Regions from separate parts of the Homo sapiens genome. Here regions 2 and 3 are each linked to region 1. Evidence: read pairs that join two places in POLR2A ChIA-PET (ENCODE). Cell type or tissue: IMR-90. All regions are shown on one strand.

Region 1 (4,000 bases):
CTGAGGTGGGAGGATCACTTGAGCTCGAAAGGTCAAAGGATTGAAGCTACAGTGAGCTACGATCGTACCATTCCACTCCAGCCTGGGTGACAGAGTGGAGACCCTGTCTCAATAAAAAATAAAAACTACAATTAAGAACCAAAAAATAGGCTGGGCACAGTGGCTCATGCCTGTAATCCCAACACTTTAGGAGACTGAGGTGGGTGGATCACTTGAAGTCAGGAGTTCAAGACCAGCCTGGCCAACATGGTGAAACACCATTTCTACTAAAAATACAAAAAATTAGCCGGGTGTAGTGGTGGGCACCTGTAATCCTAGTTACCGGGGTGGCTGAGGCAGGAGAATCGCTTGAACCCAGAAGGCAGAGGTTGCTGTGAGCCGAGATCGCGCCATTGCCTGGCCAGCAGAGTGAGACTCCGCCTGAAAAAAAAAAAAAAAAAGAACCAAAAAATGATGCAAGGCCCTTTGAGTTTTTTTTTTAAACCAGTATCTGATTTTGAGAATCTTATGGTAATGTAACAAATTATAAAAATATTATTGGCTTATTAATTTGAAAATTTTCATCCAGTTTTCTCTATTTGTCAAATGAGAAAATTGTGTATGTTTGTTTGTAACTACACAGATGTCAAACAATCCATTTAGTTCATGTTCACTGTCTTTTCAGCTCTATGGATGACTTGTGAAGAAATGATTCTTTTGCCTATCTAATTTTAGATTTATACTGTAAACACATTTTGAGATCCTGTAGCTAGCGTTCATAACAGTGTTTCTACTAAATTATTCCCTAAATAGGGGATCATATAAGTGTTTGAAATACTTGTTTTCAAGCTTGGGAATACATGAAAACGTTTCAGATCTTATTAAACACTTTAAATAGAATGGCTATTTTGACCACTGGAGGGAAAAACACTCAGGCAGCCCCTGTAAAGGATATCACATTGTTAGACTTGAAAGTATGTTTGACAGATGGAAGGAATTTAGAAGAGAGTATTTCCCAACAGCAAAGTGACGTTATATTTAAATAGAAGCACAGGTGCTTTTGTCATCAATCATCAGAATTCATTTGAGCATTTTATAATAATTGAAAAATGACTTCTTGTGTTTGTGTTTATAGGCATTCAGCTCAGTGAGTACTTACCGGAGGTGAAAGACCTGCTACAAGCGGATCAGCTTGGAAGCTTAAAGTCCAATCCTTACTTCGAGTTTGTTTTGAAAGCAAATTATGAATATTATGTTCAGGGACAAATATAACTTTTTCTAAAAATGGCCATTGTTTATGAAATCTGTATAAGTGTGTCCTTATACAAATTTTAGGCCATAAACAAGTGTAAGTTTGTACAATTTCATAACATGTATAGCTGAGTTTTTATACTTTATATGTAGGAAGCTAATATAAAATAGTTATGTAACTGTGATTTTGGTTTTCAGTTATGTGACTTGTTTTTTCCACCTGAAATGTGTCAGTTGTTGTTCCTGTACTCGGTGCCCTTTCTTTTTACTCTCACGTGGTCCCAGGTTCTGGAGTTCTTGTCCTGGTTCTAGCTGCTCACATGTACAAATCACTTCTAGGCCTCAGTTTCTGCGACTATGAAAATTACTAGATTGCACTAGCTTGTCTCTAAAATTGCTGTGACTCCAGATACTTTGCACTGAAGAGAATCTAGGGTGTTTGATATCTGTTTCAGTTAGGGCTAATGGGAAATGTCTAGTAAGATAAATGTCAACTTTTGCTGACTTATTATGAGATGAAAAACCAAAGGAGAGTGGGCCTAACTCATGTGAGCTTGATAACTGATGAACTCATTGGGAGCATTTTAAACTTTTCTACATAAATAATAAATGAGCACTAATGAAAGTATTTTAGTGAATGAAACGTTTATGTGGTTTTCTAACCTATCTAGAAATTACTGTTGATGTTTAGTTCTAATCTTTCAGTGTGGGGATTCAGCCAGCCTCATGTATTTTCAGAATGACTCATGAATCTTTACCACAGTCTGCCTAGCTAGTCAAAAGCATGAATGATACTAGAAACCATTATAGGTTTTCCTAATATGGCAATTGATGTGACTGAAAGGTACTGTACTCTCAGAGCTTTGTCCTGACCAGTGTCATCACTCACTCAATGTTTATCTGGGTTTTAAATAAAGGCCAGAGGTTGGACAGGGAGTTGCTGGCATGTCCGCGGCTTGGCCCAGTAGAATGCCCACTAACCATCTTGCTCCAGCAGCTGAAAAGGTCAGAAGTTAAACATGGTGAAGAGTCCGGTTCCTGGATTCACAGAGCCCAGCATCAGGCCGTCTCCCCCGCAGGCTGCAAGGCCAGCCCTTGAGTATGTTTGGAAGAGCAGGTTAATGGAGCTGTTTGTAAATCAAAGGGAAGAAATTAGCAGCCTGTTCTTTTTCTCTTTGCAGCTTGTATGTTAGGACAGCATTAGGGTCTGGGTTAGGAACATGTTGGAAGGTACTAAGAGAAGTTAGGAAGAGCAGCTTGTCAGATGGCCAGTAAGAAACCGCTGAGTACTTGTATCGTAAGATGAGGCTTTGCTTTTACGTGGAGGTCAGCTGTCAGTGTTCACGTCTCACCTGTAGGACCCTGTCGGGTGATAATGTGCTGCGAGACACACAGGCTCCCATCTCCCTCCCGTGCTGCTGCAAACCTGGTGATCCCTGGTGTATGGGACAGTACCGCAGGAAAGCCCATCTGATCATGCCCCAGAACCCACTGATCGCGTGGACGTAGAACGACTGCTCTTACCGTGTGAAGTAGAGTCATCCTGTTCAAGGGAAGAAAAAGCTCCCTCTTTTAATCCTGTTTCTCTCTAAGTTAGTAGCTATTACACCCAAATGGTTGAGTTTTTAAAAATTATTTTAACAGTAAAAATGAAATTAAGACCTAGGATTTTGAATAATTTTTTCTCTAGAATTTTAAAAATTGGTTTCACAACGTAGTCTTCATCAACGAGTTATTAATGGTTTTTATATAAATCAAGTAGCTGATAAGTATACAGATGCTGTGTTGACATTTCTGTGGAAAGAGATACTTTACTGACTTGGAAAAGGTTCGTGATCACACCTGTCTATAAGTGCTGCCCTGAGAGTCCCAGCTTGGGACCTTGACAGAATACAAGAGTAAAGTGTCGTGTGCGATCCTGAGCAGAGGGGAGTGTACGCAGGCATGGAGACTGGCGCGTCTGGAGGATTTGTGGACAGAATGGTGTCAAGGATTGCAGCAGACCTGGAGATAGACAGTAAAAACTTGCTGAACTCCTGAGTGAGGTAAAGGCTACTGACGCCTCTCTTTGAGGGCTTTCATTTTTAATGATTGAACTGTGTTTCTTTTTTTACTTTAGGGGCTGAATCGTAGTTTTCCTACCATCACCCACCTACATCCTACACACCTGGACATTTTGAGGCTAACTACAAAAGCAGTGTAGCCTGTTCCTGACATTTTATCCTGAGGATGCGTGAAAAAAAAAAAAAAAATATATATATATATATATATATACACACACACACACCCGTGTAAACAAATCCACTCATTAAAAACCAAGATACATTTAAAAAAAATAATACTGGGTCAGGTATGGTGGCTCACACCTGTAATCCTAGCACTTTGGGTGACCAAGATGGGAGAATCGTTTGAGCTGAGGAATTCACAACCAGCCTGGGCAACACAGCAAGACCCTGTCTGTACAAAAAAAATTACAAAAATTAGCCAGGCATGGTTATGTGTGCCTGTAGTCCTAGCTACTTGTGAGGCTGAGTTGGGAGGATTGCTTGAGCCCAGGAGTTTGTGACTACAGTGAGCCATGATCACACCACTGCACTCCAGCCTGGGTGACAGATTAAGACCCTGTCTCAAATAATATTATGTAATTCTAAATTTTAAGAAAAACACTGTAGAAAATGAAAAAGAAAATAGACCTCTGTAATCCCACCAGCTGGAAATAATTAGTCACCATTATGAAATAGACTTTTGGACTGCATATGCTTTTTCATTT
Region 2 (4,000 bases), 610 kb before region 1:
GGGACTGAATGAGAGAGCCGTGGAATGCAAATATGGCAGAAGGGCCCATTCTAGATGCACTGCTGGAAGGTGAGGGCTGGGGTGAGTAGAACAGAGCAGAGTTGGGAGCTTGAAGAGAGAGCCAGAAATCTCCACACAGAGAGCCAGTCCTTTCTCCTCCACAGAGAGCCAGTCCCTGTGGACATAAGCCGAGGGCTCAGGAGAGATGAGAGAAAACAAAGCCAGGGTCTGAATGGCTATAGGAGTATGAGAAGCAGAGGCACAAAAAAGAGAAAGTGAAAGTTCTATTGACAAGACAATTTAGACCAGGTAATGTTTTATCCAGTGCAATTACACAGAATGAGGCAGAACAATAGAGAAATAAGTGAGGTCTCAGACACTTTCAAGGGGCTGATGGAAATAATTTATTTTGGTATCGTTTCTTTCATGTTCTTAGAATATATTGGGCACTTCAGGCAACTTACTATAGAGTGTAAAATATATATTATATATATAACTGCAGAGTATATGTCTATCAAGTGGTTCAGCCCAAATGCAGAAACCAATTTGCTACAGAATGAAATGAATCTGCCCAAAGTTGGGGAATATTTAGAAATATTTTTAAGATATTTAAAAGTCGATATTTTAAAAATATTTAAAATATTTAAAAGTTGATATCAAAGTTGATATTTTAAAAGTATCAACTTTGGTTTTTTGTTGTTGTTGTCATTTTTTTTTTTTTTTTTGAGACAGAGTCTGGCTCTATTACCCAGGCTGGAGTACAGTAGAATAATCAGGGCTTACTGCAGCTTCAGCCTCCCAGGCTCAAGCCATCCTCTCATCTCAGCCTCCTAAGTGGCTGGGACCACAGACACACACCACTGCACCTGGCTATTTTTTTTTTTTTTTTTTTTGTAGAGATGAGGGTCTCACCATGTTGCCCAGGCTGGTCTGGAATTCCTGGGCTTAAGCAATCCTCCCACCTTGGCTTCCCAAAATGCTGGGATTATGGGTGTGAGTGACAGCACCTGGCCTCAGCTTTGGTTTTGATGACTGACATTTAACAGATGAGACTAGTCTTGCCACCTTCTTTGCCTCTCTCACCCATCAAAGGCAAAGAGCTACCTGTGACAAACGGTATCACAGCAGGCGTGTCGTACTCTCTTGGGATCTGAGCTTGCTTTTCTCTAACATGGACATCACAATGCCTATCCTGCCTATCTCTCCAGGTGACATAGGAGGGGCTCACCTGAAACACAGTGTATGCAAAGACTTTTCAAAGAGCAGAGTGAACGTATCCCCTAGGGTATGTGTGACATTCTCCTGTAGTTTGTTCTACAATGGTGGCAGGCAACTGTGGTGGTGGTGGACAGGGGTGGGTGGTCCTCTTTTATAGGCTGAGTCCCAAATACAGGCTTTGCACTAGGTGTCACTGCAGTGGAGGCAGGCTGGCTGTCAGCCCAGACCTGTTGGGGACTTGTCATGTCACATGTGATTCAACAACAACTGCAAGTGATGTTGACAGAGCTGGTCCAGATGCTGAATGCTGCAGTGCAGACAGTTTGATAAACGACTCGTGAAACACCATCTTCTATGCCTCTCCCTCATTACTTCATTCAGATATGTATTCAGGGACTTCTAGTCTTATTACTTTGTCCTCTGGACTTTGGTGCCACATTCTCAAGAAGGTGGCATAGCTCATTGTCATCAAGGGTTAAAAAATTAAATTCATTCTTTCATTTAATAAACAGTAGATTTTATTGCCCCCCTTCCTATCTATTTGCTTATTTTTCATGTCTTTGTCCCTGGCACCACAAGGTAAAATATGGTAAATCTGCAATCCTATGAGAAAAGCCCTAGACATCGGACCTCATTCTCTTGTGAATAACACCAGGGTACTCGCTCTCAGTTCAGCACAGCAGCTCTCTAGTAGAAGCTGCTGAAAGCCTCTGTATCAAGTAGGGAGCTCTGGTTGCAAGCCCAATTGCAAGTGCCTCATCTTGCTCATGGACCTGGAAAGTCTAGGTATGATGCTTTATTGTATTAAATACATTTGTCATTCTTGACTGCTCAAAATTGCTTAAACATCCTCTCCACATTTCTGGTCATTCCCCACATTGTAAATTCCTCCTTTCCAATGAAAAGACCCAGTCCCTCTTGCTGCTGGGGAAATAGATTCTATCACTCAGTTGCACTCTCCTATAACTTCTATTGGGAAGTAGGGTGACCAACCATTCTGGTTTGCCTGGCACTGAGGGAGTCTTGAATGTGAGACTTTCTGTGCTAAAATTGGCAAAGTCCTGGGTAACCTGAGCTGAGTTGATCACTCTATTTGAAGCCAGCTATAAAAGACAAGGGCCAGGGGCATCCATTGCGTTGGCCCAAGCAGAGGCTGCTCAGGTTGATGGCAGCAACAGTTTCCATTTCACATCAGTTCTGCAAAGAAGAGCTGGAAGCTGTCCCTGTAAATGCAGCCCAGAGACTACTTCCCACCATTCTCTGAGCCTCTGAATAGTCTTTATTGTATTACAGGCTTTAAACTACCTAAAGGGAGCTCTGTTGACTGACAAGACAGGCGGACTTCAGGTGTAGTTGGTCAGTGGCTTGGAGGTTCAGTGATGTCCTAGAAGGCTGTGTCTGCCTCTCTAGTCTTCTGTCCAGCTCAGGTGGCTCCTCTTGTGGTTTTTGGATGCCTGCCATGTACAACAAGGGCCATAACCTTTCCTCACTGATATCCAGTGGAAGAGAGAGAGTGCTTCTGGGTCATAATTCCAAGCAGACCCCAGAAATTTACCCTGATTGCACGGACTTAAGTCATACTTGTTTTAAAGTGTAGGCTTTATTATTATTCAGGTATGATGAGGCCAACAGGTCATGCAATGACCACCACTGAAAAGATAGTTTGTTACTCACAGTTCCTGAGATGAAGCAATCCCTGCTGGTGCAGGCGGAAACACCAAATTGGATCTCAGGGCAATGGGAGAGAGGGAAAAGCATGACCAGGACCCTTTACTGTGGTTTCCACAGGAAAGGTTAGGCAAGGCACAGTAAGCAGGCTTAGGACTGGCTAGTATGAATAATTTCAATGGGCTCTGGAGTGTAGGGGCTGGCCCAGGTTGGCTGTACCAGGCCCTGGGATGATTTAAGGCACAGGAATATTGCTTCCTGGAGTGCAAGAGCCAGATAGGAGAGGTGGCTCAGAGTATGAGCTCTGGATTTGTTAGTTTGCCTATGAAAGACCTGGGTGGACCTTTTGCTACTCTATCTCTGAGCCCTGGAAGAGGCAGTCTCTCTCCAGTCAGTGAGGACCTAGATGTCAGAGCATCAAGAATACAGAAAATAAGAAAATACAATTAATATAGTACTCTCACCAAAATAATGAAATGGCCAGAGGAATGGACAGTGCTGACTGGCTTAAGGTCAGTCAAGCATTTCCAAAAGTGCTTAGCCTGTGATGGAAAGAGGTAGATGCCAGAATTAAAATTGGTTTTCTGTTAGGCAATGGAGAGGTGGAAGGAAACAGACACTGGTGAGATCACAGTGAATGTCATGACATACATCTTGCTTTTACTATCTGTAAAACCTTAAGGTTTCGCTCAAAGATGACCACTAGCATAAAGCCTTCTGCAGACCCAGCCCACAGAAACTCTCTCCACTAAGTGTTGCTCTACTATTGAGTACACCATGCACACATAGATCCCATATCTTATTACATGGTAATGACTCTTGTACCCATCCGTCACTCCTACTATCCTGTAAGGTCATGAAGGGCTAAAGCCCTGCCTCATACATCTCTCTCTTGTTCTCCAGCAAACTATGGTTGCATGCAACCTCATACCCAGCATCACAGGCATTGCAGACAGCGTTACTGAATGACCAGTCCTTGATTTCAGGGTGTTTAAAGCCTTGCCTAACCAGGAACTCTGTTCTGTAAGAACTTGGACTACAAAAATACAAACATCTCCGTCTCTTCTTCTTTTCTTCTTCGTCTTCCTCTTTCTCCTTCTCCCCCTCCTTCTTT
Region 3 (4,000 bases), 130 kb after region 1:
CTTACAGATGGGGGACTTTGTGTCACTTTCAGAAAGACCCTTTGATTATAAAAAATGCAATATTGTCTTCCAATGTTTTAGAAGAAAAACTTTGCTTCTAGTTTTAGCTCTTTAATCCAACTGAAGTTAATTTTTTTGAATATGAAGTAAAAATTCAACCTTCCCTTTTTTTTGAGACTAAGTCTCACTCTGTTGCCCAGGCTGGAGTGGAGTGGTGTGATCACAGCTCACTGCAGCCTCGACCTCCCTGGGCTCATGTGATCCTCCCACCTCAGCCTCCCCATCACTGGAACTACAAGCATGAACTACCACGCCTGGCTAATTTTTGCATTTTTTGTAGAGATGGGGTTTTGCCATGTTGCCCAGGCTGGTCTCGAATTCCTGGGCTCAAGCCATCTGCTGGCCTCAGCCTCCCAAACTACTGAGATTACAGGCGTGAGCCACCCTGCCTGGCCCAACCTTCCTTTTTTAATCAAATGGGTAGCAGATGGGTTTAACACCATCTGTGAACAGTCCTTACTGATATAAAGTGTTACATCATTTAAAAAAAAAATTCTTGGGAAGGTTTCTTAGATACATGGGAAGGTTTCTAGATGCTGCTCTTCTGTGGATCAGTTTGGACAAACCTGAGCTCACTATATTCTTTTAAACTGCAAAATAAGTTTTGCAGTTTATTTTATATCTGGGAGGCCAAGTCTCCACATGCCCACCTTGTTCTCTTTTCTTGGTTATTTTCTAAATATGAACTTTAAAATGAGCATGTCAAATTCTATTTTTAATTCCATTTGGCAGTTTCATTAAACTGCACTGAATTTACTAATTTTGGAAGATTAACAGCTTTCTAATATTGAGTCTTTTTATCCCCAAATATAGTATGTCTCCATTTAGGTCGGTCTTCCTATATTTATTTCAGCAGGATTTAAAGTTTTCATGAATAAAAAGTCTTGCACACCTCTTGTTGGATTTGCTCCCTACTTCCATCAAATTTTCTAAATGGTTCCTGCCAATGTATAGGGAAAGGCCTAAATTGGAAGGAAAATTATTACCTTTTCTGATAAATGAGAGGAGCATATCAGTGAAAACAAAAATTAAGGATGCTGTTTAACTAAATTATTTTGCAATTACCTCAAAAGAGAACTAGAAATGACCCAATTGGAAATGACCCAGTTCATCAATAAGAAACTGGCTAAAGAAAACATTATTTCCACAAAATGGAACCCTATGCAGCCTTTAATGAGAAAGCTCTCAATGTACTGAGAAGTGGAAAAGCTCCAAGATAGAGTTTAGGTGTACAAAAGATGGTGTATGTAACATGTTATCTTTTAAGAAAGGGAAGGCTAATAAAAATATCTGTATCTACATTAAGAACCTCTGGGAGGATTCACAAACTAACTAGTGGTTACCTGCAGGGCTAGAGGAAGAAATGGAGTGATGGGATGGGCAGGGAGCCTTCAGTGTTCACCTTCTCATGCGGCTTTGATTTTTAAACCATTAAGAATGCATTAGCCATTAAAAAATAATCCTAGAGAAAACAAAAGAGAAACAGATACAAACACCCACTCTTCAAAGATATGCCCTCCCACTGAAGATTCTCAGCTGTGTGATTCTTAAGCTAGACTAATAACTGAGCCACCTGGGAGGTCCTGTAAGTGAATGTTCTTTGGGCTCTTGCTCGGAGCTTCCCACTCAGGAGGCCACTGTCTGGCAGCGGAGAGGAGAACAGCGCGGGGCCCCTCCACTGCCTGCTGGTCTGGAATGGGGCTCTGGCACATTACAATATTTAAAACTCTGCATGCAATTTTTGGATGATAAGGTATAAATCCTGGATTTTCACCAAAACAATGAACTTTTTCTAGGAACAGAATTTTGACATGATTCTGTTAACCCACAATAAAATACACAGTACAGCATCTTCAGACTGCTGCTGATGCTCATCCAGCATTTCCAAAAGCCCTAGGTCTGACTTCATCTTGCCCTTGTTCTGGACCCAGGTTCTGCTCCACTTTCTTCCACAGCAGGGACTGTCACCGGGGATTCCCATGACGTGTACGTCATAATGCGACGCTCCAGAAGCCTGTGTGACTGCTACTTGTAGAATAAAAGGACACAGTCTTCATGGCTACCATAAAATTGATGGCCAATATTACAATAAAAATATAAACCATAAATCTCTTTTAAAAAGTTGTGCATTTTAAATGGTTGGGCTTCCTGCTCTGTAAGTGGGAGTGTAAATTGGTCAAGTTCTTCAGAGGGCAATGTACCTTTATTGATATTTAAAGAGTATGCCTTTGATTTAGCAATTTTGCTCCTAAAAGTTTTCTGATACATCCATATGTGCAGATACACTCAACAAAGGTGTTCACATGGTGCAGGACACGGATCAGACTGTGTCACATCCACACTGCCTGCCTCTAGTCATAAGCTGGACCTTGGCAGGGGGGAAATTCAAAAAAGGAAAGCGTGGAACAGTCTCAAAGCATGCTAAGAACACAAATGGGTCAGGTGTCGTGGTTCACGCCTATAATCCCAATACTTTGGGAGGCCGAGGCGGGAGGATTGCTAGAGCCCAGGAATTCAAGACTGGCCTGGGAAGCATAGCGAAATTCCATCTCTACAAAACAAAACATTAGCCAGACATGGCAGTGCACAACTGCGGTCCCAGCTACTTGGGAGGCTTGAGGTAAGAGGATTGCTTGAGCCCCGGAGGTTGAGGCTGCAGTGAGCTGTGATCGCACCACTGCACTCCAGGCTGGGTGACAGACTGAGATCCTGTCTCAAAAATAAAAATAGAAACCCACAAATGGAAGGACACTCTGCCTCCAGTATTTTCATATGAAAAGGGGTGTTTAGAGAAGTGTGTCTGAGGTCCTCATGCGAGCAGTTCAAGGGGCTAAGGGGTTGGCTGTGGGAGGTGAGCCTGCGTCTGCAGCTAGGAATTTTACTGTGCACATATGCTTTTGATTTTACTAATGAAAGATGGTCCAAACCAGTTAAGGATGACTATTTTGGTCATGTCGGGTGGCTCACACCTGTAATCCCAGCACTTTGAGAGGCCGAGGTGGATCACTTGAGGTCAGGAGTTCGAGACCAGCCTGGCCAACATGGTGAAACCCTGTCTCTACTAAAAATACAAAAATTGGCCGGGCGTAGTGGCAGGCACCTGTACTCAGGAGGCTGAGGCAGGAAAATCACTTGAACCCAGGAGGCGGAGGTGGCAGTGAGCCAAGATCACACCACTGCACTCCAGCCTATGCAACAAGAGCAAAACTCCATCTCCCAAAAAAAAAAAAAAAAAAAAAGATGACTATTTTGTGAAAATTAACATCGCTATTAGTTAATGTTTTACTGTTCTTAACACTTAGGTATTGACTAATACCTATGACAGCTGCTGCATCCATTTCTGTTTCATTGTTTTAGAGCTTCAGGATTTCAGAAGAACTGAGGAGTTCCTCTGTGTCCAGGTTGCTGTCTGGTCTTTGACGAGAACCTGGGAAGTCTGGACCAAGCACATACTTCCTGGCAACAGCCTCCTAGGACAGCCTCTCATGCTGCCCCATGGACAATGCATGGCAACCCAGCCTGCCCCTGCGTTGCCCTCAGGCCTTGACCCGTGATCACTTGTGGATACTTACACTCAGCCCCCGTTTGTCATCTGTGCTTTCTACAATGACCACATAGCTAAATGTTTCCTTGAAGCCCAGCTCAAGTATTCCTTTGCCGTGTAGTGTCACCCAGCCATGGAACAAACCTGTATAATGTCACCCAGCCATGGAACAAACCAGAGTAAAGTATCATCCCCACAGAAGATCCCTGTGAACAAACACCAGACTCTGTGCCTAAACTTCAGGCCACTAGACGTTTCCTAAAATGTAACTACATATGGTAGAAGTCTGGAGCAACAGGCTAGCATTTAAAGCCAAAATTATTCCTGGAAATAAAAAAGAGGAAAAGAGGATAGCCAGTAGTAGAATAATTGCATAGTTACAGATTAAAGAAAAAT

The links. Peaks named below come from ENCODE experiments on the same cell type or tissue, not always from the same donor. Only the 100,000 strongest peaks of a DNase experiment are listed, where the experiment ranks them.
Region 2: POLR2A ChIA-PET joins it to region 1 with 5 read pairs; 2 of 35 experiments call an interaction of 5 or more read pairs at or near these places.
Region 3: POLR2A ChIA-PET joins it to region 1 with 8 read pairs; 4 of 35 experiments call an interaction of 5 or more read pairs at or near these places.

The regions. Positions count from the first base shown.
Region 1 is chr1:229,439,155-229,443,154 of GRCh38, reverse strand. NUP133 (nucleoporin 133) reads left to right here. Exons shown (of 26, transcript NM_018230.3): 26 at 1,115-2,896. The coding sequence ends at 1,251. Among named protein-coding and RNA genes, the nearest start is that of ACTA1, 7.1 kb to the right of the region's middle. RefSeq lists enhancers at 2,182-2,241, 2,302-2,351, 2,084-2,624. In IMR-90, a CTCF peak has its summit at 2,074; a DNase peak (open chromatin) is centred at 1,954; H3K27ac peaks cover 920 bases.
Region 2 is chr1:230,047,449-230,051,448 of GRCh38, reverse strand. No RefSeq gene overlaps it. Among named protein-coding and RNA genes, the nearest start is that of GALNT2, 18 kb to the left of the region's middle. In IMR-90, no CTCF peak of the experiment used is centred here; no DNase peak of the experiment used is centred here; H3K27me3 peaks cover 1,462 bases.
Region 3 is chr1:229,311,164-229,315,163 of GRCh38, reverse strand. No RefSeq gene overlaps it. Among named protein-coding and RNA genes, the nearest start is that of CCSAP, 30 kb to the left of the region's middle. In IMR-90, no CTCF peak of the experiment used is centred here; no DNase peak of the experiment used is centred here.